Regions from separate parts of the Mus musculus genome. Here all the other regions are linked to region 3. The links are chromatin loops, found by intact Hi-C in ENCODE. Cell type or tissue: left cerebral cortex. All regions are shown on one strand. Links, peaks and the distances in the headings refer to the core of each region. The heading gives the core; the rest is flanking DNA. Region 1 holds the start of Abhd11 (abhydrolase domain containing 11). Region 2 overlaps Baz1b (bromodomain adjacent to zinc finger domain, 1B). Region 3 holds the start of Vps37d (vacuolar protein sorting 37D). Region 4 holds the start of Baz1b (bromodomain adjacent to zinc finger domain, 1B).

Region 1 (7,482 bases), core at 1,665-6,664, 70 kb after region 3:
GGGATGAAGCCATTGCTAAGTGAGAGAAACTCTGGGGGTGGGGGTGGGGTGGAGGAGGGGGAAGTGGGGACTCACTCCTACTAGAGGAGAGGAAGGGGGCTCCAGATATTTCCAGAAGACAGCCACTGGAACACCCCCACCCCCATCCCCCACTGCCTGTAGGAAGCGCGCGGTGGAAGAGGAGCTGGACTCCTGTCGAGCCAGGCTGCGCACAGTGGAGGCTCAGCTGCTGGAGGTCCTGCAGGAGAAACTGAAGCTGAAACAGGAGGTGGAGGCCTGGGAGGTAGGGTGGAGCCTCTGAGTCGGGAGTCTTGGAAGACGCCCCTCCGCCCCTCCGTCCCCAGGGATTGCCTCGGACCTGCTCTCTCTCCCGTGCCCAGGAAGACATGCAGCATATGGTTCGAGAGCGGGTGCGGAGTCAGCTGCAGGGAGAGCCCAGAGGCACCCTGGGAACACACGAGAACACAAGCCCGGGCAGAAGTTCCTGGATTCAACTCTCCCGGGGTCAGTGGGGGCGACGGTGGTGAAAACGGATCCAGGGCTTAAAGGGGAACTGTCTTTATTCATTAAAAGTGTTGGGCCACTTCTGTACTCCTGGACCCTCTCCGTGCCCCTGAGTTTTTCTGTGCAGAAGCAAGATGGCACAGATCCCAAGCCTAGAGTCCCCTGGCTGCTCTTCCAAGGAGCTACTTCTTAAGCCAAGAAGCTGGTGACAGCATCCATGAAGTCTTGGGGTTTGTCGCTGTGGACCCAGTGGCCAGCGTTAGGCACGGTCTGAATCTGGGCTTGAGGGAAGAGTCGCCTAATCTCTGAGTGGTGGCTGGGTCTGGCCGCCATAGTGAAGCCAATGGAGAGGGAAGACAATGGAGAGGTGTGGGGAGAGGGAGAAAGGGAGAGAGAGAGAACAGGAGAGAGAGATGTGCATGAGCCTTCATGCGCAGTGGTATTGCCAGGCTCCCAGATACCCCGCCTCCCCTAGCCCACGCAGGCTCCCATAGCTGGTGGTGGGCAAAGCATGCCCCTTCCTATGGTCCCACACCGGCTTACTGTACATATGTAGAATTTCCACCAAGCAGGAAGAGAGTTGGCCCCGAGTAGGGTTCACGTTGCTGAGGAAAGGTCATTATCTTGTCCAAGTGCTGAGCTAACGTATCCAAGTTCAGTCTCCAGGAGAATCGCCCACCCACCTCTACCAGGTTAGTGAGCAGGAACTGCCGAATGCCCGCTTCCTGTGGGGAGACCTGGCAGCTGTGAAGGGGCTCCCTGTGAGGCCCACCCACCACTTTTCCTCTGACACACACCATGGGGAAAGGGGGGGGGGGCGTGCGTCACCTTGACAACCGAACTAAGCTGCTTATCCGCCAGTTTTCGGGCTTGGGAGTGCGGCACCTTCTCTGGGATCTCAACAGCCTTCATGGCTGCTATGAAGGCTCCAATGTGTGATCCAGGTGTGGTTCCTACCGGGCTTATGTCTACAACAACCAATCGTTCCACAACATCTGGCTGGGAGACAGAATCAGACCAGAGCAGGTCCCAGACAAACTCTGAGCCGCCAGCAGAGTTTCTGGACCTGGCCATCCAAAGTGTGGATGAGTCCCACGTTATCAATGGGCTTAGAGTGCATTAAGAGGACCCAGATAGGTGTAGCTTACCCTCTGCAGTGCCAGGAGCATGGCTGTCTTTCCTCCCATGCTGTGGCCAACGAGGACGCAGGGCACCAGACCCAGCTGTGGAAGGAGGCCCTGAAGGTCCTGACTCATGGCCTCATAGCTTGCGTCTGGACTGTGGGGGCTGTCACCGTGGTTCCGGGCATCCACCGTCAGCACCTGCGATGGGGGTGAAACAGGAATGGTGTTACTTTGACTACAGACAACGAAAAGCCTGATAGGGTCCACAGAGCAGCTAGGGAGAGAAGTCTGGAGACATAAGTATGTGTGTGTATGTGTGTGTGTGTGTGTGTGTGTGTGTGTGTGTGCGCGCGCGCATGCGCACGTGCAGAGGTTAATATTGAGCAACTTCCTTAGTTGCTTTATTATATACACACATGTATGCATGTGCGCAAGTTATATCTTCGCAAGCACGTGCCATGGTGTACATGTGGAGATCAAATGAGAACTTCAGGTGCCAAGGAGAGAGGGCATGCAGACCAAAGGAGGATCAGAGTAGTCAGGGAGCAAATGGCTTAAATGGCTGGGTTAACAGGAAAGAGACGCTGGGGGACGGGAAGCCTCTGGACTGGAAAGGTTTATAGTAAGGGGTCGGGGGTAACAAGAGCAGAGAGCTGCCACTCGTACTGAGTAAGCCAGGAGGCTAGAGTGTGCTTTGGCATGCTAGTAGGTGCCACAAAATTGTCCCAAGTTTCTTTGGGACCTGACAAAGAGACCTGTTATGTCTCAGTAACATAAATGGACTAACTGTGGGGCATCTTACAGGACCAGGCCTCTTCATAGATGTTTTACGGTTTACTGGGCACTGAAACTTTCCATTTTCAGGTCACCAAGAGCCCAGACCTGAGTGATTGAAACTAGGTCCACTGCCCTCAGCCTTACCCCTTAGCCCCCGCCCACCCATGCACCGCCCCATCCGGAAGCTCACCCTCCGGCCAGTCCTCTGAACCATTGCCTTGGCGAGGGAGTTGAAGTTGGTTTTGCTGCCGAAGAGCCCATGCAAAAAGACGATGGCTGGGAGTGTCGCGTCTCCATCTAGAAGATTATAAGACAGCGGCAGCGGCCTGGAAGGTGGGGGCCACCATGGAGTAAGGGGGAGGAGAGAGTGAAAGAAAAAAGGGGCGAGGCCAAAGGAGAGGCGGGGCCAGCTAAGCCGCGTGCGAAGTGGACCAGTGGAGAACAACCCTCCCAGTGCCCTTGGCTGACCTCAGATCGGCGTTTTCTTGGCCACTACTGCGGCTGCTACAGAACGTGACAGGAACCGCCAAACGCCTGGGAGAGGAGGCACCGAGTACCCCACGGGGGACCCTCCACGCTCGCGCCCAGCGGAGCATGCCCACAGCCCGCAAAGTGTGCTTCCTAGGGCTGTCCTGCGCACGCTCCGCCTTTCAGAGCCCTGTCTATTCCAACTAGGGCTCCGCCTTTTCCCCCGCCCCCCCCCCATCGAGGCGCCACTTTAGGCCACGTGGTCTAATGTATTCCCGGAGTCAGTTCAGCCCCCTCCCAAAGCAGAAGCTTCTTGGACGCAGCCGCTAGACGACCCCAGCCCTTGCACGTTACACATTTCCTGCAGCCACTTTGAGCCTGGTCTGTAGGACTAGCTGGCTTGGTAACAGGCTGGGCGTAGCCATACAGCGCTAGCCCTGCCCCCTTGCGCCACTACGCAATTCCTACAGACGCTGTGAGCCGCTTAGAGACCAGTTCCCGACCAGGACCAGGGAAGCGCTACGTGGGACTGGTCCCTCCTCTGGGACAATATACAATCCCCTTTAGATCTGTGAGCCCCTGCCACGCCCTGGACGGGGTCACCAACTGGCTTGTTCTTCGCACCGTCACTCAACCGTCGTAGCCACTGCCAGGCACCCGGACGTAGGCTTCTTAGCCACACCTTGCGGAGCCACCGGGGACTCTGGGACCGCCTCCTGCATCATTACGTAATTCCCACTTTGCATGCATCTGCGAGTTCAGTTCCTTGGCCACGCCCTATCGTAGGCGGGGCTGTAAGAGGCCCTTGCACGGTTTCGCAACATTTTAAACTGCTCTAGCTCCCGGAATTGGACTCCTTGACCACGCCTTGGGCGGAGCTACCCGATTGTGGCACCGGCTTTTGCGCCATTACGTAATCCTGCCGGGTTCTGTGCACACTTCCCTGAACCCCTTGACAACGTCGTAGGCCACGCCTCTTCTTTTAAGAGCTTCTTAGTCTTCTAGTGTTTCCCTACTGGCGATCAGAGGTCCTCAGTTCGAGGCGCAAGTGTGGGGCGTGTCCCTAGCAAACTGAGAAGTCCTTTCTCGGCTGGCGAGCGGACCCCACCTGGCCTGCTCCTCTGTCCTCAGGCACCGCCCTGGGTGGGTACCATGCTCTCTGTGCCTCCGGCATGGTCAGGAGGCGCCAGGAGTGATTCTTGTTCCAGCTCCCGCCAGCTCTCTGGCGCCTTGCTCCGTAGTTGGGAGCCCTGTCAGGCTCCCCAGAGCACGAGTGCTTTGTCTCTCTGTCTCCTCACAGGAAACACCTAGGAGGAAGGGGCTTTCGCTCGATCTCCTCACTTAATCGATTAACTGAGGTGCAGAAAGGGCAAAGGATTGGGCCAACAGGCAGAACCAGAGTCTTAGTCCAGTCTTCCGTTCCTGGTCCAGGTCAATTTGAAAAACCAGGATTAAACCCTTAGCCAGGGATTTGTACTGTAGTTACCTGCACTGAATAGAGATGGCTCCGGGCCAGGTGTAGTGGCTACAATTTTAATCCCACACATTGGTGGCAGAGGCAAGCGGTTCTCTATGAGTTCAAGGCCAGCCTTGTATATAAGAGTCCAAGAACATCTAGAAATGCATAGAAAAACTCTGTCTCAAAAAAGAAAAAAGGAAGGAAGAAAGAGCCCTCATTAACAACCCGCCATTAGCAGAGAGTGGCAACCCTCTGCCCAGACTGCACCGCATTCTGCACCCATTTCCCCCAGAAAGCCTGCCCCCTGCTGTCTCCCCTCATAGTCTAGGGAAAGTCCCCGCAGCCCTCTTCTGCTGCGGTCCATCCTTTAGCAGTTCCGGAGCTGGTTTGGTCATAGCAAACACATCTGCTGGGGCGCCTTCAGGACTCCTTGTTACTGAAGTAGCACTTCAAACCCTCCAGAGTCCTTCCCAGCATCCTCAGCCGGGCACCAAGCCTCTGGCTCTTAGGTCCCTTTTGTTCTTTGTCAGCGCTGGTGGCCTTCGGTGCCACTAGTTGCCTAGACACACACACACACACACACACACACACACACACAGATTTATTTATTTTGCTTTATGTGTCTGAGTGTTTGCTTGAATGTATGTCTGTGTACCACGCCTGTACCTTGTGCCTTCAGAGTTGAGAGGAGGGCATAGGATCTCCTGGAACTGGAATTGCAGGTGGTTGTGAGCCACCCTGTGGGTCCTGGGGACCATACTCCAGCAAGAACATCATGTGCTCTTAATTCCTGAGTCTCCAACCTGTCTTGGTTTTGAGACAGGGTCTCTTTATTATACAGCTCTGACTGCCCTGGAACTCACTATGTAGACCAGGCTGGCCTCAAGCTCACAGAGATTCATTTGCCTCTGTCTCCAGAGTGCTGAGATCAAAGATACGTGCCTACACCTGACAACTGGTTTATGGTTGTTGTTTGTTTGTTTTGCTTGATTTTAGACAAGATCTTATGTATCCTAGGCTGGCCTTGAACTCCTGATCCTCCTGCCTCCATCTCCCAGATTCTGGAACCCCAGATGTTCCTTTTTGATTGTTTTTGTTCTGTTTTGAGACAGGATATCAGTATGCAACCCAAGGTGCCCTCACATGTGTGTGTCGGTCCAGAGCTTATGCATGATCCTGTTGCATGATCCACACTGAGTGTCCAAGCCTGCATCACCACACCTGCCTGCCTTAGATTATCTTTCTATGGTTATCTATTGAATAAACGCTGTGTTATAAAGTGATTTATAAATAAGCAAATCCCTCTCACACAATACATTTTATACTTTCAGTATCAAAAAATATGCTTTCTGCACTTATTCACTATCAAAACCTAAAGATCCGTGACAGAGTTAGAACTAGAAAACAGTTATCTTTGTATCCTCTTCCAGTTTTTGTGTCCAGTGCCTGCATTCAGTCCTTTCTTGTGACCTATATTTGCATGCTCTTTCTTTCTTTCTTTCTTTCTTTCTTTCTTTCTTTCTTTCTTTCTTTCTTTCTTTCTTAAGTTCTTCACATTTTTATTCTTTGTGCACAAAGACTAGCATGATCGGTTCCACTTGGTAGTTAGTCGAACAATCCATTCAAGGTCGCTTAGTCCAACTTAATGACGCCTATGTCCTTTGAGTACTGACAGAAGCACTGGCGGCACATGTTCAGCCCGTATTTGTGGATCAGACCGTGGTGGTTAGAGCAGATACAGCAAGAGCGGGAACCCTGGCTGACCTTCCGTGGGTGACTCCAGGTAGAGCTGCTGGTGACCCACCTTGCCTTCAGACGCCCAAGGAGGGAAAAGGCATGCCCTCCCTCCCTCCCTCCCTCCCTCCCTCCCTCCCTCCCTCCCTCCCTCCCTCCCTCCCTCCCTCCCTCCCTTCTTTCTTTCTTTCTTTCTTTCTTTCTTTCTTTCTTTCTTCTCCTTCTTCTTCTTTTTGGTTTTTTGAGATAGGATTTCTCTGTGTAGCCCTGGCTGTCCTAGAACTCACTCTGTAGACCATGCTGGCTTCAAACTCAGAGATCCACCTGCCTCCTGTGTTTTGGGATTAAAAGCGTATGCCACCACCACCCCACCCCACTCCCATTTATGTTCCTCTGGTTCTCACGTGTACATATGTTGCATATCTACATATTTTATTGGCTAGATTTGCGTATGACAGAGAGCATGTGGCTTTTCTTCCTCCTGCGATCCTGTGCCCTTTAAATATATTTTGCTGTATTTTATGGGATGTGTATATGTGTTTGGCCTACATGCATGTCTGTGTACCACATGCCTGTCTGGTGCCTGAATGTACCAGAATAGGACATCAGATCTCCTGGGACTGGAATTATGACCGTGAGCCACCATGTTGGTGCTAAGAATCAAACCTAGGTCCTCTGCAAGTGCAGCCACTAAATCATATCCTTTATTTTTGAATGGTACCAAGGATTGAACTTAGGGCCTCCTAGCCCTCTTTTTACCTTTGACTTTGAGACAGAGTCTTACTAATCAACCCATACTGGCCTTGAACATCTGGCCCTCTCACTTAGCCCCATGGATAACAGGAATTATAGACCTGAGCCACCAAGCCTCGCCCTGTTTTAGGATACAATGTTAACTGCTGTCTCTCTCACCAAGCATCCACACTTTAACTTTTATTTTCCAGACAGGGTTTCTCTGTGTAGCCCTGGCTGCCCTGGAACTAGCTCCATAGACTAGGTTGGCCTCCAACTCAGAGATCCTCCTGCCTCTGCATCCCTGAGACAAAAGGCATGTGCCACCATACTCAGCCTGACACTACTCATTTCTAGCCCACATTCACAAAGGATTTGACTATAATTTAAGTCTACTAAAGGACCTCCAAGGGGCTGGGGCGATGGCCCAGCAGATGCAAGTTCTGACTGCTCTTCCAGAGGAACTGGCTTCATTTCTAAGCACCCACATAGCAGCTCACAACTGTCACTAACTCCAGTTCCAGGGATCCAATGCTCTCTTCTGGCTTCCAGGGGTACTGAATGTGCACAGTGCACATCGGGTCTCGGGTCTACAAAGGAAATTCCTGGATAGTCAGGCTTATAGAGACCCTGTCTCGAACAATCAATCAAGCAAACAAAAACAAAAGAATACAGCTCAGTGGT
Region 2 (7,482 bases), core at 2,023-7,022, 110 kb before region 3:
GGAACTCTGTAGATGAAGCTGTACAACCATACCCAACAGGAATACGGACTAAGATTAAGTGAAACTAACACAGCTTAGATAGCCAAATAGTTTAAGAATCATTCCACAGGGGCTCAGGAGTAAGAGCTCATCAGTTAAGAGCACTTGCTGCTCTTCCAAGGAACACCCTCATGGTAACTCACAACCACCTGTAACACCAATTCCAGGAGATTCAGTACCTCCTTTGGACCACTTCAGATACCAGGTACTAACATGGTACATGCACTCACACACTTACTTACACACACACACACACACACACACAAAACATTCATTTTTACATACAAAATGAGATAAATAAACCTAATAACATTTTAAAAAATCTGTCTACAGGCTGGGCGGTAGTGGCACACACCTTCAATCCCAGCTCTTGGGAGGCAGAGGCAGGTGGATTTCTGAGTTCCAGGCCAGCCTGGTCTACAAAGTGAGTTCCAGGACAGCCAGGGCTATTAAAAAAAAATATATCAGTCTACAGTTAAGATGACTACATCAAAGTTTGAGATAAATTCAGACTAGTGACTCTTTACCACCAGCCTTTCTATCTACCTTGGAAACACCTGTTCCTTCCTAAGGCTTGAAAAACAAATTCCAAGCTGGGACTGTCATGCAGTAGGGCATCTGCTTAAGCCGGTATCACAATTCAAAGTCAGTCAGTCAAATGCATGAACACCTAACCTAAAACCTAGCTTTGATAAACTATTTATTCCAGTCTTCATGTTGGCCCTGATAACACTGAACTCACAAAGCATTTAGTAGTTGTTCAGTCTTCCTGAGTGAGACGGGAGAAGACACGACACTAGTGCCTTACTATGGCAAATTCCTGCCATCCCAACTGGAACTCACTGGCAGGCAGGCATACTCAAATTCAAATAACAAGCAACTAGTTTACTTCTGTGTACCAATAGTAACAGATGCTATACAAGAAAGAAAACTGAGCTGCAACTAGAGTCACCTGCCAATCCCCGTATGTTCCACACATGTTTCATCTTGGCTCAACGTATTTAAAGTCAGTTGTGGCATCACCTATAATCCCAGAACCTAGGAGGCAAGGGCAGGAAGATCAGGAGTTCCAGGTCATCCTCAGTTACACAAGGAGTTTGAGACTAGCTTGGGCCAAATGAAATCCTGCCTCAAAAAGCAAAAACAAAACAAAAGGGGGTGGGGGTAGGGGTTAGCCTGTTAAAGGGTATTGAGTCAGCAGCCCCGATTCTGTTTTAGATTTTAGGTCACCAGAAGTCAGTCACTACAAGTAACCACTCACAGAAAATGTCAACTGAGGTGCTTCTGTCTCAGCAACTGCTGCACATGTAATCGAGACAAAATGTCAAAGCAATTCTCAAAAGGTTAAGCAATCTATAACTAATCAGGTACTTTCAAGTCCTTGACTATATCATTATACACTTACTTTTCTTGACTCCAAGAACTTTTCTCCTTACCACAATATACTGCTTTATTCTCTTCAACCTAATAAGGCTGGTTTCTTTCAAAAGTACCTGACTGTGGTTTAATTGAGAATGGTCTCAAGAGGGCGATACATTTGATGCTTGGTCATTAGTGCGTAACTACCTGAGATGTAGTAAGAGTCGGTGGTAGGTGTAGATTTGTAGGATAAAGGGTCAAGGAGGTGGGCTTTGGGGCTTCAAAAACCACAAGCCAATCCCAGAGTCCTCTCTTCCTGTTGCCTCCAGATCTGGATGCAGAAATGTTACTGTTTGCTTGCCACCTTATTCCTGCCATATTTCCCACCATGACAATGGATTAAACCTCTCAAACTGTAAGTAGCCCCAATTAAATGTTCTCTTTGATAAGCGCTGCTGTGGTCATGGTGTCATTACAGCAACAAAACACTAACCAAGACACTGAAAGTCTGAAAAGTGGTCCAACAGCATATGAAGACTTAAGTAGTAAAGTAAAATACTTAAAGTAAAAGGGCTGGAGAGAGAGCTCTGTGGTTAAGACCACCTAATGTTGCTACAGAGAGCCTATGTTCTGTTGCCGGAACTCATTCACAACCATCTGTAGTGCTCCAGGAAATCTGATGCTCTCTCTGACATCCAGACACTAGACATGCATGTGGTTTGGTGCACATACATACATACATACATACACGCAGGAGAAATCCCCATACACATTAATTGCTCAAAAACAAAAACAAAACATGCAACTAAAGATGGGCGTGGTAGCACACACTTACAATCCCACCAATCCTGAGGCTGGACCCTGTCACAAACAAACAGAACAATAATCCTAAGAGTTCTAATAGCGCCAACTCTCAGATTTGCTTTTTAATTCTATCTTTTCTCTCTTTGGATCACAGTGCCAATGATCAACTGTAATCTGGGATCATGTATTAAGTCATACATTTGTAATTTCAATATATGGGAGGGAGAAGCAGGAAGACTGCCCCATGTTGAAAGCTAGCCTGGGCCACACAGAAAGTTTGAAACCAGCAGGGGCTATAATTAAACAAACCCTACCAAAACAACAATTTGGGGATCTGAAGAGACGGCTCAGTGGTTAAGAGCACTGGCTGCTCTTCCAGGTAATCTGGATTTTATTCCCAGCACCTATATAGTGGCTCACAAACATCCTTAACGCTAGTTCCGGGAGATGTAACCTCTTCTCTTCTGGCATCTGAGGGCACCAGACATGTACATGGTGCACAGATATATATGCCAACAAAACACAGATAAAGTAATTGTTTTTTTAAGTTTTTAAAGATTTATTCAAAATCAGGATTGGTGACCCACAACTTTAATCCCAGCACTTGGAGGCAGATCTCTTGAGTTTGAGGCTAGCCAGGCCTATCAGGCATGTTCCAGGACAACCAGGGTTCAAGAAATCCTGGCTTAAAAAAAATATTCAGAACTATAAGTTAACACTATTTACAGCTACCCAACTCTTCAAACATGCTCTACTCAGTCTGTTTAGAGCCAGATTTACTGTACAAATAATGGCCCCTCAGTAAACCATATAAGAGTTCCCAGAGCATACTACAAAGTTCCTAAAACAGTTGTTTCTAAACTTGAGCACACATGACTACTGATGCACACAACAAAAGCATGAGTCTACATTAGGCTGTCGCTAGCTCCAGCTCCTGCTTCTTTTGAAACCCAGTTTTACTTAACAGATCTTATGACCAAATATCAAAAGCTGTTGGAGGCTAAAGCTGGAGGGGCTGCCTAAAAGCTCCAGGCCAGTCACAACGGTCAAAATCAAGTAAAAGCCAGCCTGGGTTCCATAAGCCAGACCATAACTCCAGCTGAGTCAGTGGTGGCAAATGCTTTTAATCCCAGCAATAGTGAGGCAGGGCAGGAGGATTGCTGGGGGTTCTCAAAAACAAACAAACACCAAAACAAAACAAAACAAAAAACAGAGTGGAGGGCTAGACATGGTGGCACATGCATTTGGGAGGCAGAGGTAGATGGATCTCTGCAAGGCCAGACACAGTGAGACCCTGTCTCAAAACAAACAGGGCTGGAGAAATGGCTCAATGTTGAAGAGCACTGGCCACTCTCAAGGAGGATCTGGTTTCAATTTCTAGCACTCACATGGAAGCTTGAAACTGTCTGTAACTACAGTCCCAGGGGATCCAACCCTTTCTTCTTATCTCCATGGTTACCATACACACATTTATGTCCATAAACACTCAGACACATAAAAGCAACAGCAACCAAAAATATACACCAACCTGACTCTAATCAATTAATGTTATTCTAGTAAGTGTCTTGCCTATGGTACTACCCCTACGGAAGACTATCCATAGGTACAAAGGTAAAGTGCAATTGATAACCTATGATAGTGAAAACATACAATCATTAAATTCGTGTATTATCTGAAACTTCCAGTTTCCTTCTTTTAAGATTAAAAATTTTGGGGCCGGAGAGATGGCTCAGAGGTTATAAGCACTCACTGACTGCTCTTTCGGAGGTCTGAATTCAATTCCCAGCAACCACATGGTGGCTCACAACCATCTGTAATGGGATCTGATGCTCTCTTCCGGTCTGCCCTAAGACAGTGAAAGTGTACTCACATACACCAAATAAATAAATCTTGAAAAAAAAAATTGGGGGGCTGGAGAGATGATGGCTCAGCAGTTAAGAGCACTGATTGCTCTTCTAGAGGTCCTGAGTTCAATTCCCAGAAACCACATGGTGGCTAATAAACATCTGTAATGGGATCTGATGCCCTCTTCTAGTGAGTCTGAAGACAGCTACAGTATATTCATATACATAAAATAAAATGAATCTTATTAAAAAATTTTGAGTGTGCTGGTGTCTGTGAATGAAGCATGCCATGTATGTGTAGTACCCACAGAAGCCAGAAGAGGGCATTATGCTCCCTTGGAGCTGGATTTACAGGTTTTGAGCCTGCAATCCGGGGTTTCTATGGTAGACCTATGGTAGTGCTCTTAACACTGCCATCTCTCCAGCCCTTCTGTTTTTGAGAAAAGGTCTCCCTTGTAGCCAGGCTGGCCTAAAGCCCCCTTTCCTCCTGCCTTAGCTTTGGAATGCAGGGATTACAGCCATAAGCGGCCAGTAAGCTTCCACTGTCAATTAATTCAATGAAGGCATACAAGGTACCTTTTAAGAACATACTCACGGCTTTAAGTTAAAATAGAAAAAGTTGTTATAGCTAAACATGCAGTCAAAATGAGGAGAAAATTACTCTTATTAAAATATAACCCTAAGAGCTGGTGAGATGGCTCAGTGGTTAAGAGTGCCGACTGCTCTTCCAAAGGTCCCGAGTTCAAATCCCAGCAACCACATGGTGGCTCATAACCATCCATAATGAAATCTGATGCCCTCTTCTGGAGTGTCTGAAGACAGCTACAGTGTACTTAAATATAATAAATAAATGAATCTTTTAAATATATATATGTATAACCCTAAATATAAATTGAGGAGTGGTGATACTTCCAATACAGCTGTTGCTCAACCATACATCTGCTATCCTCTATGGAACCACTCATAATGAAACATGCCAACCAGCCAGCCACACGGTCCAGAACTCAAAACTACTCTCAATATGCTCCCTGCTTCTGGGAATTTCCAGGAGAGCAATTTCCTCTAAATATCATCTTTTAAAAAATAATTCATTTATCTAAAAGTCCTAAATACTGGTAGAGGAAATTCTAAACAAATGTCTATTAAATGTATACCATTTAAAATGGTTCAGGTTTCAGTTTTCATTAAGAAAATGTTTGCAAGATTAGGGAAACAGTACTATGATGGTGCCTGCTTGCTCCACAATGTGCATCAAAGCATATACACCCAACCCACCTCCAGACAATAAATAAATAATAAACAATGCCTTTGTTAATAATTCTAAATTAGCTGGCTATGTTTCAAATGTCTCAGACTTACCTCTGGGGCTGGTGAGATGGCTCAACAGGTAAGAGCACTGACTGCTCTTACAAAGGACCTGAATTCAAATCCCAGCAACCACATGGTGGCTCACAACCATCCGTAATGAAATCTGACTCCCTCTTCTGGTGTGTCTGAAGCAGCTACAGTGTAGTTATATATAATAATAAATAAATCTTAAAAAAAAAAAAGACTTACCTCTGATAATATTAGTATGACCATCAATAGGTCAAAGAATCAGCTGGGTATGGTACCATGATACCAAGGATAGCAAACCTCGGAGTTTAAACCAGTCTGGACTTGGCCAGTCAAGGTTGCATAGTGACACCCTGCCTAAATAAATAAGTAAGTAGATAGATACATAGATAACTGACATGTAAGGAGACTATGTCAGAGTCCCAGGAGTAAGTTTTACTCTACTGACATCATGAAAATAGTTTTAAAAGCAAGTATGGTACCTTTAGAATAATGTACTTCATAGAACTAAATACACCTTATATCATCTAATTATAACACAAACTGACACAGAGTAGACTAATATCTCAATAAAAGTGTGGGGGTGGCTCAACAGTTAAGAGCACTTGCTGTGGAGCTAGGTTCAGTTCTCAGCTAACACATGTGGAAACCATGTATAGGCACACAGAAGGTTCACACATATAAATGTAGGCAAAACACTCATGTCCATAAAATATATAAATCTTTAAAAGAAAAAAAGTTTTGATTCAGTTAAAAGCAAAGGAGGATGTGTGGCATGGTGGCACATGACTATGACCCTAGAACCCAGAAACTCTTCACTTGGGAGGCTGTCGCAGGATTCAGGAGCTCAAAGGCAACATGGTGTGTGTCAGAGCCTGCAGAGCACATGCAGGGCCCTGGGCCCCATCCTGTACCACAGTTCCTGTTCTTCCCTTCATTTATTTACAGTGACATCCTTGAAAGAGCACTGGATTGTAATCCCAACATTCATCATTTATACACAAGAGTCCATGAACTTTAAACATACCGACTTCAATTCCCTTGGGCCCACTGGGCAAGCAGACAGGAAATCTGGACCACCTCTAAGACCCTTTTCAGCTCAGAAATGCCATAAGCATACATAAGCAAACACCTACATGGAGGCCAGGCATGGTGCTGCAAGAACCCTTTCATCTCAGAACTTAGAACAGGTATGGAATGGCAGATCTTTAAGTTTCAGGCCAATCTGCTCTACAAAATGTTCCATCCTTGACAGAGCCACACAGTGAGACCCTACTGAAAGAAAGAGAAAACAAAAACAAAAACCCAACTGGGGCTTAGAGTCAACAGTGAGGTTAAGTGCACAGAACCTGGGTTCAATCCCCAGCACCCTCACAGTAGCTCACAATCCAAATCTGGCCTCCAGGGTGCTCCAGACACACAGTGCTCCATAGACACATAGGCAGGGAAACATCTATACAGACAAAATTAAAAGGTGGAAAATAATCTCTGTAGGTGGACACTGCCTTTCAGAACTGATGCTAGAAGGGCTGAAGCTGTACTGGCTGGTCCTGAGGTCTATTAATCCCAGATACTAGGGAGGCTAAAGCAGGAGAACCAAAAGTTCAAGGCCTGCCTAAGCCACATGGTGAGTTCCCAGCCAGTCTCAGCAATTTTAATGATGCCCTGACTCAAAATAAAAAACCAGAGGGCCCAGGATGGAGCTTACTAATAGTGCAGGGCCCTACGGTAAATTCCCCAAATATTGAGGAAAGGAAGGGGAGTAAAAGTATCCTAAATATTCAGAACATTTTATTAAATCTACACAGGTGATCGGCAATTCCATCACTTGGGAAGTTAGGAAGGAAAACGTCACACTTAGCTTCCAACACCTACCTTAGACATCAACCTAGGTTACAAGACAATTAAAAATGAAACAACAAAAAACAAAGCAGGAAAGAGGCAAAGGCCAAGAGCAAACTGAAATACTTCACTTGAATCCTTCCTGCTCTTACCTAATCTTTCCAAAGGAAAAGGGGTGGTAAAGATAGCAGGACAGGCAAGTTTGGTAAGGAAACTTAGCTTTTTAAAAAACAAATAAGCCTTAAAAGATTCAACATTC
Region 3 (7,412 bases), core at 2,413-7,412:
AGTCATCTTTGGGCTTTTCAAATTGTTTCTTTTTGTTTCTTTACAATGGCATGTCTTTTTTGTTTGTTTGTTTATTTGTGTTTGCTTTGTTTGTTTTGTTTTGAGACAGGAACTCCCTGTTGTGTAGCTCTAGCTGGTCTGGAACTCACTCTGCAGATCCGGTTGGCCTTGAACTCACAAAGATCTGCCTGTCTGTCTTTGCTTCCCAGGTGTTGAGATGAAAGCCATGTGCTGCCCCACCGGCCCCACTCTGTGATGGGATGGATGGTGTTCAACTCAGCCGGGTTTGGGAAAGGGAACACAGTAGCTAAGGAATTAAGAGGCCACATGGACCTTGAACAACACTCTACCCTTTCCTCCAGCCCTTAGACACCTGTCTGTCCATCTGTGTGTGTATGTATGTGTGTATGTGTATGTGTGTTTGTGTATGTGTATGTGCTTGTGTGTGTATATGTGTGTATGTGTGTTTGTGTATGTGTGTGTGTATGTGCTTGTGTGTTTGTGTATGTGTGTGTATGTGCTTGTGTGTGTATATATGTGTGTGTGTGTGTGTTTGCGTATGTGTGTGTGTATGCATGTGTGTGTGTGTACATGCACATGCTATATGTGGGTCAGCTTTCAGAACTTGATTCTCTCCTGGGGTTCAGCTCATGTCCTCAGGCTTGGTGACAAGTCTTTCCTCACTGAACCATCTCTCAGACCCTTGTTTGCTTTAGGAGGCAGAGTCTTCCCGTATAGCCCCACGTGAGTGGGACACAGGCTCTTCCTGCCTCAGCCCCTGGAGTGCAGGGATTTACAGGTGTGTGCGCCCCTCATTCAGTCTTTAGCTGAGTTTTTCTTTCTGCCCACCCCATAGCTAAAGAGATGCCTGGGCGCCGACTATGCTACCCACAAAAAGGACTGCCAATCATTTGGGAGTGTGAAAATTTGGTTCTGGGAGTAAGGACGTGGGTTATGACCTTAGCTTTGCTTCGTGGTGGGAAGGGAGTAAGGGGACTAACAGGGTGGGCTGAGGTAATGGAGGACACAAGAAAGGTTATCCACAGGCAGGACTTTCATCGTCATGGGGCCGTGGTGCTGCATGCCTTTAATCCCAGCACTCGGGAGGCAGAGAGGCAGGAGGCTCTCTCTGAGTTTGAAGCCAGCCTGGTCTATATGGAAAGTTAGGGAGTTCTTGGCCAGCTAACAAGACTGTATCTGAAAACAAATAGGGCTGGCGAGATGGCTCCGAGGTTAAGAGCTGGCTGCTCTTCTAGAGGACTCGGGTTCGGCTCCCAGCACCCACGTGGCAGCTCACAACTGTCTCTAGCTCTTGTTTACAGCAGCTGAGGTACACACATACACACAGGCAAAATGTATATACTAAAAGTAGTTATGGAGCTGGAGAGATGGCTCAGTGGTTAAGAGCATCGACTGCTCTTCCAGAGGTCCTGAGTTCAATCCCCAGCAACCACATGGTGGCTCACAACCATCTGTAATGGGATCTGACGCCCTCTTCTGATGTGTATCTGAAGACAGCAATATAAATAAAATAAATAAATCTTTTTAAAAATTTTAAAAAATAAAAATAAATGAATACTATATTTTGAACAATTGGAATGGTGCTATTCCTCCATGAAGCCCCCAAGCTTTTTGTTTTTTCTCACGTTTCTTTAATCTATATTTCCTCTGCTCAAAAATAATACACAAACAAGTATAAAACTTGTGGAGTGGGACATACTGGCCTACACCTGTAATGCCAGAATCCAGAGGGAAAGGCTTGGCTATGTGATGAGATCCTGTGTATAAAATAAAATAAAACTAAGACTGAAATCTAACACAGTGGTAGGGCCCCTGCCTAGAATCCCCCAGTGAGGAGTGAGGGGTGTGGCTCAGTGGTAGAGCCCCTGCCTAGAATCCCCAGTGAGGGGCTGGGGGCGTGGCTCAGTGGTAGAGCCCCTGCCTAGAATCCCCCAGTGAGGATCGAGGGGCGTGGCTCAACAGTAGAGTACTTGCTTTGTATGGGTAAGTCCTCTGTTTCTATTCCTACCGCCTCAAATTTTAAAAACTGGAGCTAGGGTGGGGATAAAAGGGAGTCGGTTAAACAGAAACTAAGGTGAACGAGTCAGACAGAAGCCATCAGAACGGACTAAGGGGCTAGCCAGTCACCTCAGAAGTGAGAGCTGAGGTGATCCTCAGATCAAGGCAGCATCTGTCTGTGTTGACTTCTGAATGAAGAGAGGTCACACTCTTCCAGGAGGCCAGAGAGAATCGGGACAAAGGGCAGGCACAAAGGGCATCCTGGGAAATGGGGCAGGAGAAGCAGAAGTATCTTTCTAGGATAGACATGGAGCTCTGGAGAAAAGCATGGAAGGTCTGGTGATCTTTTTTAAAAAACAGAAAAGAAAAAGAAAAAGAAAAGACATATTTATTGCTAGAGATGGTGGTGTACGCCTTTAGCCCCAGCACTCAGGAGACAGAGGCAGGCAGATCTCTGTGAGATCCAAGCTAGCCTGGTCTACAGAGTGAATTCCAGCCAGAGTGAATTCAACCCACAGCCATGGTGACACAGGAAGCTGGGAGAGGGCATTAGATCCCCCATGGAACTGAAATTACAGGCAGCTATGAGCCACCATGTGGATTCTGGGTCCCAAACCCTGGTCCTCTGCAAGAGTAGCAAATGCTCTTAATTGCTGAGCAATCTCTTCTGTCTCTAGGACTTGAGAGGGGGAAGGAGGAGGAATAAACAGAAAGGCAGGACCCTCCCTGTCATCTCCCTCACAGCTAAGGAGGAAGGTTAGTAGCCCAGCGTAGGAAGGGCCAAGGGAGAGGCAGACAGGAGTTCCCTAAAATGCTCCCAGAAATAAATAGCCAGCTTGGAAAAAGCAGACTAGGGCGCTCAGAGATGGACTATGGATGACAGTCAAGGGAGAACAGAATGGCAAACTCACAGGAAAGGATAGGCAGGAGCCCGCACTGGGAGGCAGAGACAGCTTCCAGAGGTAGGGTCCTTTCATATGAGTGGATTTCAGTTATGGCTAAGTTAGAGCAGATATGGTGGTGCGCACATGTCATCTTAACACTTGGGAGCTAAGGCAGGAGGATAAAGCTGGATTAGAGACAGCCTTATTGAGCTCTCTTGGTCCCTATGCCTTGACTTACAATCTTCTCCAGAACTCCTATTCAGCCTTTGAAACCCCATTCAGTTGTCACCTCTTCACATAAGTCTTTATGATTGGCTGGAACCAGTCATGTGCCTTCATAGTGGGGAGTGAGTGAGTGTGTGTGTGTGTGTGTGTGTGTGTGGTGTGTGTGTGTGTGTACAGGGAACACATTCATTATATATGTGTACGTGGCAGGGGGAAGATGCACATGGAAACAAAGGTCAACACCCAGCTGTTGTGACTGCTTTTGTTTGTTGGTTTGGTTTTAGACAGGGCCTGGACCTCATAGATCAGGCTAGGCTGGCTGACCATGGAACCCCGGGAGTCCAGCTACCTCTGCAGTACTGTGAGTAAGAACCTGAACAACCATGCTTGTTGGTTGGTTGGTTGTTGTTGTTTTGTTTTTCCCAGACAGGGTTTCTCTGTGTAGCCCTGGCTGTCCTGGAGCTCACTCTGTAGACCAGGCTGGCCTCGCACTCAGAAATCTGCCTGCCTCTGCCTCCTGAGTGCTGGGATTAAAGGCGTGCACCATCACGCCCGGTTTGTCTGGCTTCTTACCTGTGTTCTAGGACTTGAACTCGGATCCTCCTTGTGGTATGACAAACATTTCACATCTCTCTTGCTCCTACCATCTGTATTTTTGGGACAGAGCCTTTCTATAAAGCCCAGACTGGTATCAAAATCTAGATAATCCCCCTGCCTCAGTCATCATAGTGCTGGGATTATGCCACGTCTGCCTCTGCCATTCTGTGTTGCACTAAATGAGATTGTGCCTTAGCCTGTGGACTCCTTGTAGATGGGGAACAAGGATTGTCAATCAGAGTAATAGGACTTCAGGAACGTGATGTCATCTTTTGAGATTTTTAAAATCTGTTTTATTTTGTAAATTACCTTTTATTAATTTATTTTCTTGGTGGTGTTGGGGATGGAATATAGGGCATTGTAAACACACAGACTATGGCTAAGCGCCACTAACACTCTGTGACGCCTCGGTATCTCTAAAGTAACAGAAACTCAGGAAGTTAGTTACATATTCACCTGCCCTGCCCCAAAGGCACTCAGCATTCGCTATCTCAACGTTCATGGTGCTTCAAATCCCCCATTTCACAGATGAAAAAAACTGAGGCACAGAGGATATGAATGACGTGACCAAGTTAGCAGCCAGACAGGGGCTTTGGCGCCCAGCCCAACTCAGAGAGCTGTAGGTATCCAAAGAGGGGGATGTGAAAGAACCTTGCAAACTGTAGGCTCCTGGGGTGGGAGGGTCCGCGGTGAAGCGTGGCAGGATGAAGGGGCGAGATGAGAGGATATTTGGATTTCGAGACATAGGTGGGAGGATGGACTTCGGGAGAGAGCCCGCTTTGAGCGACAGGTTTGCTATGGCTCGGGAACACCCCGGCGGGAGATCTCCGGGTGCGGCCCGCCCCCTATCTGCCCCACCCCCAGTCTGGCCAGCCGCGGCGGCTGCCCCTTTAAGAGCGGTCAAGGCGCCCCCTGGTGGCAGAACGCGGCCAGCGCAGCGCGCGGCCGGAGCTGGAGCTGGAGCCGGAGCCCGGAGCCCGGAGCGGAGCCGGAGCGGAGCCGGGGCGGAGCGGGGCCGATCGGGCCGAGCCAGCAGCCGAGCTGGGGGCGCGGGCGGGCGGTATGTACCGGGCCCGGGCGGCGCGGGCGGGGCCGGAGCCCGGCAGCCCGGGGCGCTTTGGGATCCTCAGCACCGGGCAGCTCCGGGATCTGCTTCAAGATGAGCCCAAGCTGGACCGGATCGTGCGGCTCAGCAGGAAGGTAACGCGGGGGGCGCGGGCAGGAGGAGGGTGTGGGGGGATGGAGAGGTCGGGCTGCGGCCTGCGGGGACCCGGAGACCCAGCCAGCGGAGGCCACCCCCCTGGAGCTGCCAGGCCTCGGGATCATGGGAGCCTGGCACGTCCGAGTGGGCCCCGCGGAGCCGCCCCCGGGGGATGGGGGGCGCCCCGATCCAGCCTGGGGCGAGTGGTGCGGAAGGGGGGCGCCCGGGGATGCACCCGTGCACCCCGGGATGGCCGCGAGGCGTGCCCTCCCGAGGATGCTCCGGGGAGGTGTGTTCTGGGGGGCGGGAGGTGGAGGGTGAGCTGTGTTGTGGGGGGCCCTGGCTCAGCACACCCACGTTCTGTAGGGCCAGAAAGGGGAGGCGCCTTGTTTGGGGGGGGAGAACTGAAGGCCTGCTTGACACCTGGGGTGGGGAGGATAGCTGGGAAAATGGGGGGGGGGTAGTAATGCATTAGATGGGGAGGGGGCTTTGTGTCTGCCATTGGGTATGGGTCTTTGAATACAGAGGCTTGTATTCTGTAGGCCACCATAAGAGAAAGTTGTATATTTCACGGGAGACATAGGCCCGGGCTGGTTGTCTGTCGGGAGGGGGGTACAGAAAGAGAAAGTGTGTGTTACAAGGAGCCAGACGAGGAGGGGCTTGTGCATGGATCAGGGGACAGATGGAGGGAGCGCATTCTCCAGGGGCGGGGAGCTAGGCTTGGCCCTCCTAGAAACAGGCTCAAACAGCCGTCTTCAGGGCCCCAGTGCTGCCTTCTGCTAGGTGAGCAGCTAGCAGGGGCAGGGGACCACAGAAGCAAAGGGGGTGTGTGTTGTGTTCGCGGGGGCGTGTGGGGTTCCACTAGAGGGCCAACAAGGGGGTAGAAGAGATGAGAGGGTGACCTGAGTGGGGGTTGCTGGGAAGGTTCGGGGTGAAAACATCACTCCCCCAAGAGTCAGAACAGGGGGTGGGGATGCTTTCCACACAAACACCTGAGGAGGAAGCGAGACAAAGGCCTGGTATGAGAGGCAAGCTGTCCAAGCGGAGAAAATGGGACAGAGGAGGGAGGGGGGAGCCCTCCGGGACCTAAGCAGACATATTAATTGAAAAATTAAAAATTAACTAACATTTGTAGAGGCCTTCATAGTTTGGTTCACTTAAGTCTCACAACAGCTCGGTGAGCTAGGCGGGTTTTTTGTTTTGTTTTGTTTTGTTTATGTTTTGTTTTGTTTTTAATTGTAGTAGAAACTGGGGCCCAAAGAAAAGATGCAAGGCAAAGCCTGGTCCCTCCACCTGTTGGTCCTGTCACCCTTGCAGGTTGGGGGCTCCGGGGTGCCTTTGGCCAGGCCTGTGGTGGGTGTTGTGCAAGGGTGGACTTCAGGTGACCCTGGGCAGTCTGAGCCCAGGCCTCTTAGCTCTCGTCCACCGCAGTTCCAGGGTCTGCAGCTGGAACGGGATGCCTGCTTGGCCTCTAACTACGCGCTGGCCAAGGAGAACCTGGCCTTGCGGCCCCGCCTGGAGATGGGTCGGACAGCCCTGGCCATCAAGTACCAAGAGCTTCGAGAGGTGGCTGAGAACTGCGCAGACAAACTGCAGAGACTGGGTGAGGGGCGGCCCAGGAGACCTGCTTGGGGCGGGGTTGGCCTTAATTCGTGCCAAGTTCTTAAGGGTGGGACTGGGACACACCTACTCCTGGACAAAGTGTGAAGGGAGTTGGTTTTGGCCTCCTGGAAGAGTGAGGTGTTGACCTGTGGAGGAAGCAGGCATGGAGAACTGGGCTGGGTCCCCCATTGTGTGTAATCCCAGGATTTGGGAGGCAGAGGCAGGAGGATCACAAAACTTCAAGACCAGCCCTAGGTTATGTAGGAGGTCTTGATCAGACTGCTCTGTGTCTTGAGGGGAGACTCTGCATCAAAACAAAAACAAACGGTTGTGTTGAAGAGACCCTGGGCAGTAGAAGAAAGGAGACCCAAGCCAGGCATGGTGACATATGCATATAGTCCCACCACTTGGGAGGCAGACACCGGAGGATCAGTAGTTCAAGGCCAGCCTTGGCTAGAGTGAGTTTGAGGCCAGCCTGGGCTACCCAAGACCCTATCTCAAAAACAAAAACAAAAACGAAAAACAAACCAAAAGCCAACAACAAAATCTCATCAAGGCTGAGGATGGTTCACTAAGTAATGACACTAGGTGGCAAGCTTGAGTTTGCTTCCCAGGACCTACAAGGTGGAAGGGGAAAAGACCAGCGCCTAGAAATTGACCTCTGACCTCTACAACTCTTGAGTGGTATGTGTGTGCCCACCCACATACACACAAGAACACAAAGTAAAAATGTTATTTAAAACAGTTTAAAAAAAACCTAACATCAAAAGGCTGGAGAGATGGCTCCGCATTTGAAGGCACTGACTGCCTCCAGAGGACCTGGGTTCAAACCCCCAGACCCACAGAACAGCTCACAGCTGTCTGTAATGCCAGGCTCTGACACC
Region 4 (7,482 bases), core at 143-5,142, 110 kb before region 3:
CCTGGCCTAAAGTCCACTCCGGAGGAGAAAAACAAAACCCACAAGCCACATCAGTGTCCCCGCACAGCCCACTCAAGACGCAGTAGAGGCTTGCACAAGCCGGATCACGCGGCTGCGCCGGTACAATTTCAAAAACTTAAACTTGACGGTTTCATTTCTATGAAAGGAGAGAGAAATAAAATGCGCAAAGGGAACCCGGCTACCCTCCCTAGTCATTTAGGGCCCGAAGCCAAGTTGGGGAGGAGGGGATTGGTGTTGCGATCACCACCGAGGCCCCGGGGACAAAGTAAGGGGAAAAGGGATGGAGGCGCGCGGTTCCGGGAAGGACGGCTGGAGACGGCCCGGAGGGATCTCGCCGCGGAGCTCCCAAGCCCGGGTAAAGCAGGGCCCCGGGCATCACGGCCCGCGGACGGCCCCGTGCGGTGACAGCTGCCCCGCGAGCCGCGCGCGGCCCATTCGCATCTCGCCATCTCCATCCCTCGCCCTGCGCAGCCGCGGCCGAGCGTCCACACCGCGCGCGGAGAAAGGATACTCCCGGGTGCGGAAGGCCTCCTGAGTGTGCGGGATGGTGAAGAGCGGCTCCTCTCCGGGCAGCGGTTTCACCAGCGGGAAGGGCTTGCGGCCCAGCAGCGGCGCCATCGCGGCGGCGCCGGCAGGGGACGGAGCGCCGAAGGCTCGGCCGCTCTGCTGCGCAGCGCTAGGCCCCGGCAGCCCCGGGGCGAGCGAGCGAGCGAGGCGCCTGGCTCCCGGGGCGATGGGGGAGGGGAGGGGTGAGAGGGCGGCGCGAACTCCGGCTTCCCTCAGAGCTGGCGGGACCGCGCCACGGCCATGGAAGCCAGGGGGACGCCTCGAGGGGAGAAAACGGAGAGATTCTCCTCGCCCCTTCCGGCGCCTTTCACCTCACGCCGATCTCCGCCGCGGCGGCCGCCAGTCACGACTCCTCTCCAGCGGGCACGGGAGGAAATTATTGAAAAATGGCGGGAGATTCCCTTCCTCCCCCCCGCTGCCGGGCCAGCGCACAGACTAACTTGCTTCTCCGTGGCGCCCTGGGGCGGAGGCTCCGATAGGCGGAGGGCTCGTCGGCCTTCGCAGCCTATTGGCTCAGAGAGGCTGCCGCTCCGAGGTCGAGTCCCGCCCCCTGGGCTCCAGCCGCGAAGTTGAGTTGCAGCGCAGCAGAGGGCAGTCTGAAAAGGTGAAAGGTCACGTTATGTAAGAGCCGGGGACGGGCGTGCGGGCCTCCAGTGGCGGACTTCAAAAGTAATGGGACAGCAGTAGGAGGGGGAGGACGAAAAGCGGAAGACTCAAAGAGGTCAGAGCAAAAAGCCCTGTCACTGATACAGACATTGCGCCATCTGTCACCGACGGCGACACCGACATCCGGGCACTCACTGTCCGTGTGCTGCGCCGGAGGGGGGAGGGGGAGCGCGCGGCCAGGGGCTTTGTCTTTCCACTCGCGCTCCGCCCCCCTTCTTAAAGGGGCCGCGCTCGGCCACGCCCGGGGATGCGCGGGTGGAGCTGTACTGGGCGGGAAGTAACTCAGGCCCTCTCCAAACTGAAGTTCCGCATTGGGGCGACTAGGACCCCAACCTTCCCCGACGCGGCATCACTGTAATTGAGAAATGGAGATTAACAGCCTGTTTTTTAAGGACTACAGGGAAGGATAATGAAGAACTTTCTTTAAAAATATGTGGAGGAAGAGCCGCAGAGCAGACTCAGGGGCTAAGATCTTGTACTCGTTCAGAGGACCCAAGTTCAATTCTTAGCTCCCACATCGGGTAGCTGGAACCTGCCTCCGGCTGCAGCTCCAGGAGTTCCCATTCCTCTTGCCTCCTCAGGTGCACGTACTCACGTGCACGTAACATCCCCCACCACGTGTGCACACATACACAATTTAAAAATAAATCTTGAAAGTAAAATAAACGGAAGAATAATAAAGAAGGTTTTCTGTATGTACATATGTAAAAGACTATATTCATTCATATATATGTGTGTGTATATATATATATGTGTGTGTGTATATAGTGCAACTAAGTGATGCAGGTTTTTGAAGCTGGACGGTCCTAAGTGAGTTTGTGACTAACCTGGGCTACAGTCTTACAGGCTGAATAGCAAATCCCTATAACAATAAATAAATAAAGCTATGTTAGAAAACATATGTATTAAGCTCATGGGGCTGGAGAAGTGACTCCGCATGCAATTAAGAGTTCTTCCAGAGATTCTGGGTCTGATTCACAGTTTTTGTGTTGGAGGATCACAATCGCCTGTGACTCCAGAGCAGTAGATTCTTGCAACCCTGTATACATACCCCCCCCATACACATAATTTAAAATAAAAATAAATGTACTATTAAAAAAGATGGGCCTAAAGGGATGGCTTAAGGTTAACACATACTGCTCTTGCAGAAGACCTGAGTTGGATTCCAGCATCCACATGCAATGGCTCTCAACCATTACTAACTCCAGTTCAAAAGGTCAAAGACGCTCTAGCGCCCTCTTTTGGTCTCTGAAGGCATGTGGGCATGCCTTCACACCCCCACTCCACCCCCACCTCTTCACATAAATAAGTACATAGTGAGACTCTGAAACCAACAATAACAATAATAAATTTAAATGTATAGTTCATTAATTAAAATCCTATTAAAGGATATGTATGTATAAATAAATAAACGTTGGGGCCAGAGATATGACTCAAAATTAAGAGTACTGGCTACTCTTGCTGGGAACTAGAGTTTGAGTCCCAGCACCCACATGGTGGCTCACAACAATCTGTAAGTTCAGTCCCAGAGGATCTGACACTCTCTTCTGGTCTCCTTGGGCACTGTACACATGTAGGGCACAGACACACAGGCAAAACATACATTCACACACAGACACACACACAAGAAAATAATAGTAAAAGCTGGAGAGTTGAGGATCTGATACTAGGTGGTCGTGAAGATCAGAATGCCAGCACTGGGAAGGAGAGGCAACTTGTCAGGCAGGACTATGGCCTATCATAAAGGGGGTGGAGTAGGGACAGGAAGCAAAAGAAGGAAAGGAGAAATGAAAGAAAAAAGGGAAGGTAAAGAAAAATGCGCTTACTGGGCCGGGACAGAACCACCTGGCACTGCCATCCTGGTTTTGTGAGACAGGTTCATGCCATGTAGCCAGGCCAGCCTCAAACCACAGGCCTCCTGCCTCAGTCTCCTAGCTGCATCCACCTCTCCTCTGTACCTTGGATTGCTCATTGCCTTCTGAATCTTTTCTTCCAATTGTTCTAAGCACACCCATCTGAAGTGGGAATTTGAGGGTTCTTTGGAAAGCCAGTTGTGTTGGATGGTGTTTTGCTGGGGCAAACATGTGAAGGAATGTTTCACTGAAGCAGACATGTGAGAAAGAATGTTCTGCAAGCTTGTGAAAGGACATATGATGAAGGATTCTTCACTAATGACACACATGTATCGGTCCACCTTATATTTTGTAGTTGGGCTACATTTGTCAGGACTCCATAGAGAGAAATACACCAAAAAACTCAAAGGACTCAACAGACAATAACAGAGGCTGAGCTTGCTTGCTGGGATAGCCGGCTGAGCAATGCTTGTTAGTATCCACTCTTCGCTGATCTTCACTTCCTCATGAGAGGTACAGCTGAGAACTTCTGCTTGTGTTCCTCCTGGTCCCTTCTGCTAACTAGTGCTGAGACTACAAAGTGAGTTCCTGAACAGCGAGGGCTATACAGAGAAGTCCTGTCTCAAAAAAAAAAAAAAAAAAAAAAAAAGCATATATTGTTTATATGTATTTGTGTAATAATGAGTTCATCAAACATTTTCATAATAAATATGTATATGTGTGTGTGTGTGTGTGTGTGTGTGTATTTCTTTTGAGACAGGGCTTCTCTGTGTAGCCCTGGCTGTTCTAGAACTCACTCTGTAGACCAGACTGGCCTCAAACTCAGAAATCTTCCTGTCTCTGCCTCCCAAGTGCTGGTATTAACTGCCTGGCCTGGTTTGTTTGTTTGTTATTTTAATTTTGGTTTGGTTTGGTTTGTTTTTGGTTTTCCGAGACAGGGATTCTGTGTGTGCCCCTGGCTGTCCTGGAACTCACTCTGTAGACCAGGCTGGCCTCAAACTCAGAAATCTCCCTGCCTCTGCCTCCCATGTACCACTACAGGGACCTACTTTCATATTTTGTTGTTTTTGGTATTATTTTTGGTATTATTATTATTTTGCTTCATGTTTTGTCTTGTTGGTTTTGTTATTGTTATCTTTGAGGGTTTGCTTTTTGTTTTTTGTTTTTTTTCTTTTTGTTTTTCTTTTTCTTTTTTTTCTTAACCTCCTTTTGATGTCCTGAACTAATTACCAATGGTTGTGAGCCACCATGTGGTTGCTGGGAATTGAACTCATGACCTCTGAAGAGCAAACAGTCCTCTTAACCAGCCCCTTGTTTGTTTTTCTGGGGGGGGGGGGGGGGAGGGGAGGGGGCGGAGAGAGTGAGAGAGAAAGAATGCGTTTTGTGCTGCCCCCTAGCAGGAGCATGGATGAGGGCTTATGTACAGGCCACCACACCACTGAAGATGCTGCTCCCTCTCCCAGCAGCTTTGACTCTCCTAGATTCCCAGGGAGGGGCAGGCCTTTGAGTCCCTCCCCCACCTCTGACAGAATGCACAACTCAAGGCTTTGGATTTGTTTTTGAGGCAGGATCTCTTTCAAGCCAGGCTGGCCTGTCTTACTGTAAAGCTGTGAAAATGACCTTAAACCTCTCATCTTCTGGTTTCGCCACCCAGAGCCTGGCTCACAGGTGTGGTGTGCTGCCCCATTTCTGCTGTTCAGGGCCTCTGTCCAACTCGAGGCTTCTCGAATGAGAGGCAAGCTCTCTCTACCAGCTGAGCTACACCCCCAGTGCAACTATTTTTTTTTCTTTGTAAATCATAATTTTAGCATGATTACTCATTCCATGTAGGCTCTGTCCCATTTGAATAAACAAATTAATACTAAAGGACAGAGATTGAAGCCAGCAGTTTCTAGGGATCCTCTACAGACCTCCTCCTGTGTCTGCTCCCCAGTTAGCAGTCGCTGGTTTCCTGCCGGGAAAAGCGCCATTTAAAGCTACATGACCAAGCTGAATCTTTTGTTATTATCTTATTTACTTTTGAGAGAGTTCCAAGATGTAGCTCTGGCTGCCCTGGAACTCTGTAGACCAGGGCCTCAAACCCACAGTCACTTGCTTTTTGCCTCTCTAGTGCTAGGATTAAAGGTGCATGCCACTATGCCCGGCCAAGTTTTACTATTTATGTGGATGAGTGTTTAGTCTCTGTTTATGACTGCACTACAGGTGTGCCACGCTCTCAGAGGCCACAAGCAGATGTCATAGCTCCTGGGACTGAAGTTACCCTTCATTGTTAGCATCCATGTGGGTTCTGGGAATTGAACCCGAGTCCGCTCTAAAGGAGTGCTCTCAACTGCGGAACTGAGTTTCCAGTTCCTTCTTCGTTTGTGAGACAGGGTCCTTTGGAATCTAGGCTGGCCTAAAGGATCATCCTAAACTTTTCTTTTCTTTCTTTCTTTTTTCTTGAGTCAGAGTGTAGCTCTGGCTGACCTAGAACTATGTAGACCAGCCTTGAATTCACAGAAATTCTCCTGCCTCTACCTCTCAAGTGCTGAGATTAAAGGCATGTGCCACCATGTTAGGGCTGACCCTGGTCTTCCTGCCTACCCATCTCCAGTGCCACAAGTACACTAGTGTGCCTTGTTTCAAGTGGTATGGAAGGTAGAACCCCTCTGGTCATGAACCATGCTGCAGGTGCTGGGAACTCAGCTCAGATCGTCTGTAAGAGCAGTACGTGCTGCCTGTAACCACCAAGCCACCTCTCTCTCCTGCCTAGGAATGGATGTATAGAACTTATGCATGCACATACATACATACATACATACATACATACACTAGATCCTCACGTATGACGGGTGTTCACATGAGTGTCAGCACGTGTACCAGGGTTCATATGGAGGTCAAAAGATCACCTCAAGTTTGGTCCTTGCCTTCCACTGTCATTTGGTCATCTGTGTAGTCCAGGTTAGCTGGCCCTTGAGCTCCCAGGAAGTCTGTTTCTGACTCCCACCTCACATAGGAACACAGGGATAATGGACGGCAGTCCTCTATCTGGCCTTACCTAGGTGGGGCTGGAAATCGTCCTCACTCTCCCCAGGTAAAACGCTTTACCCACTGCACCATTTTCTCAAGCCTATTTTCTTTGTCTATTTTCCTGAGGCAGGGTTTTCTCAGAAAGCCGAGTCCAAACCTCCAGATTCTCCCGCCTCAGGCTCTTGAGGGCTGGCATTCCAGGCCGGGCAGCCTTGAAAGCATTTACATTTGAAAGGGCATCCAGTGGACAGGATGCTGTCACAACCACTCACCCACCCAACTCAGCTCCCATAACTTTGTAGAAAGAAGCTGTCAAGTACTAACAAGACATATTTCAAAGTTTAATTTTAAAAATACTCTATTCAGTGCTAAAATAGGTCTTCACTTGCTGTTACCCATTTCCATTTTCTTAAACTTTTCTTTTTTCAGACAAAAAATAAAATCATAAAGTTTAATTAAACATGCAGATTTTAAAGAAAAAGGAACTTTCTAGAAAGTCTGAGCTGAAGGAGTACTGGGGCAGGTACTGTGGTCAGAACCTCCAATCATGGCTGGGGTTTTCTGCAGGAGGAGGTGGGGACGTTGGAATGAAAGGACGGGTGAATAGAAAGCTTCAGGTGTGCTTAGTGAGTGTGAGGATGCAGCAGAAGGTTCTGGCAGGCACAGGGCTGGGAGCAGCTGGGGCATCCAACAGAGGCAGGTCTGCCTCAGGCACAGGATGCATCTCCCATGGGTCTTCTGCCCAAAGGTGGCGAAAGCCCCTCCGTCCCGGAAGAGCCTCTCTCCGGTGTTCTCCACATCTCTACCGGTCAGTCCCTCTCCCAGCAGCAGCCTGCAGGGCCTGGCCCTGTGGCAAAGTCCATACTCCACAGTCTCCATTCAATTCAAGTAATCCTAGGCACTCTTCTCTCAGGTGGGCGCCTTCCACACCTTTCTCCCCGTGGCGGCGCCAGCAGCTCCGTGCAGTGGTTCTGGAGGTGAGAAATGAACCCTGATGCTCTGGCCTACTTGGGCTACAGAAAAGATGTGAGCGCTCCTTTGCTCAAGAGCAAGCAGACACAAGTGTCAGGAACAAGAAGATGGTGCGACGACCCCACGCCCTCCATCAGCCTTCTAGCCCAGAGGGCTCCCACGCACAGGCTCTGGACCCTAGTGCTTGCCCGGACCCCAGCATCAGAGCTCGGCCAGACCAGAATGCAATAAATAGAGGCAGGGGCCAGGAGGCGAGGGGCCAGGACGGTGCTAGCTTTCCGACGTGGTCTGCGGTACTACAGGTTGGTCCACACAGAATCTCTTCAAGGGCGGAGCACCAGAGTCCTCCTCTTCCTCAGTGGTCTGGAAGTAGCAGGACAGGGTGTGATGAGCC

Evidence for each region. A loop is a pair of places that touch in the nucleus more often than their neighbours do. Peaks named below come from ENCODE experiments on the same cell type or tissue, not always from the same donor. Only the 100,000 strongest peaks of a DNase experiment are listed, where the experiment ranks them.
Region 1: a loop joins it to region 3, with 4 times the contacts of the local background. A loop is called at or near these places in 13 of 42 quality-filtered maps.
Region 2: a loop joins it to region 3, with 3 times the contacts of the local background. A loop is called at or near these places in 4 of 42 quality-filtered maps.
Region 4: a loop joins it to region 3, with 2.4 times the contacts of the local background. A loop is called at or near these places in 4 of 42 quality-filtered maps.

What each region holds. Positions count from the first base shown.
Region 1 is chr5:135,005,231-135,012,712 of GRCm38, reverse strand. Abhd11 (abhydrolase domain containing 11) reads right to left here and starts at 3,414. Exons shown (of 6, transcript NM_145215.2): 1 at 2,874-3,414; 2 at 2,596-2,731; 3 at 1,653-1,826; 4 at 1,333-1,503; 5 at 1,048-1,229; 6 at 538-826. The coding sequence starts at 3,001. The coding sequence ends at 694. Abhd11os (abhydrolase domain containing 11, opposite strand) reads left to right here. Exons shown (of 4, transcript NR_026688.1): 2 at 1-19; 3 at 163-283; 4 at 381-591. It also overlaps the pseudogene Rps29-ps. In left cerebral cortex, for the core only: CTCF peaks have their summits at 3,314, 3,930 and 4,630 (motif pointing left); DNase peaks (open chromatin) are centred at 2,851, 3,012, 3,673 and 4,311; H3K4me3 peaks cover 2,294 bases; H3K27ac peaks cover 2,002 bases.
Region 2 is chr5:135,188,747-135,196,228 of GRCm38, reverse strand. The region is part of intron 1 of Baz1b (bromodomain adjacent to zinc finger domain, 1B); the gene reads right to left. Among named protein-coding and RNA genes, the nearest start is that of Baz1b, 5.2 kb to the right of the region's middle. In left cerebral cortex, for the core only: CTCF peaks have their summits at 4,360 (motif pointing right), 5,519 (motif pointing left) and 6,752; a DNase peak (open chromatin) is centred at 4,371; H3K4me3 peaks cover 483 bases.
Region 3 is chr5:135,075,575-135,082,986 of GRCm38, reverse strand. It overlaps Vps37d (vacuolar protein sorting 37D), which reads left to right and starts at 4,721. Exons shown (of 4, transcript NM_001199677.1): 1 at 4,721-4,925; 2 at 6,358-6,529. The coding sequence starts at 4,788. In left cerebral cortex, for the core only: CTCF peaks have their summits at 4,439, 4,647 (motif pointing left) and 7,106 (motif pointing right); DNase peaks (open chromatin) are centred at 4,356, 4,662, 5,229 and 5,596; H3K4me3 peaks cover 1,887 bases; H3K27ac peaks cover 766 bases.
Region 4 is chr5:135,180,807-135,188,288 of GRCm38, reverse strand. Baz1b (bromodomain adjacent to zinc finger domain, 1B) reads right to left here and starts at 966. Exons shown (of 19, transcript NM_011714.2): 1 at 533-966. The coding sequence starts at 639. Bcl7b (B cell CLL/lymphoma 7B) reads right to left here. Exons shown (of 6, transcript NM_009745.2): 6 at 6,437-7,451. The coding sequence ends at 7,359. In left cerebral cortex, for the core only: CTCF peaks have their summits at 904, 1,138 (motif pointing right), 2,477 (motif pointing left) and 4,535; DNase peaks (open chromatin) are centred at 507, 1,159, 1,390, 4,854 and 1 more place; H3K4me3 peaks cover 1,930 bases; H3K27ac peaks cover 2,734 bases.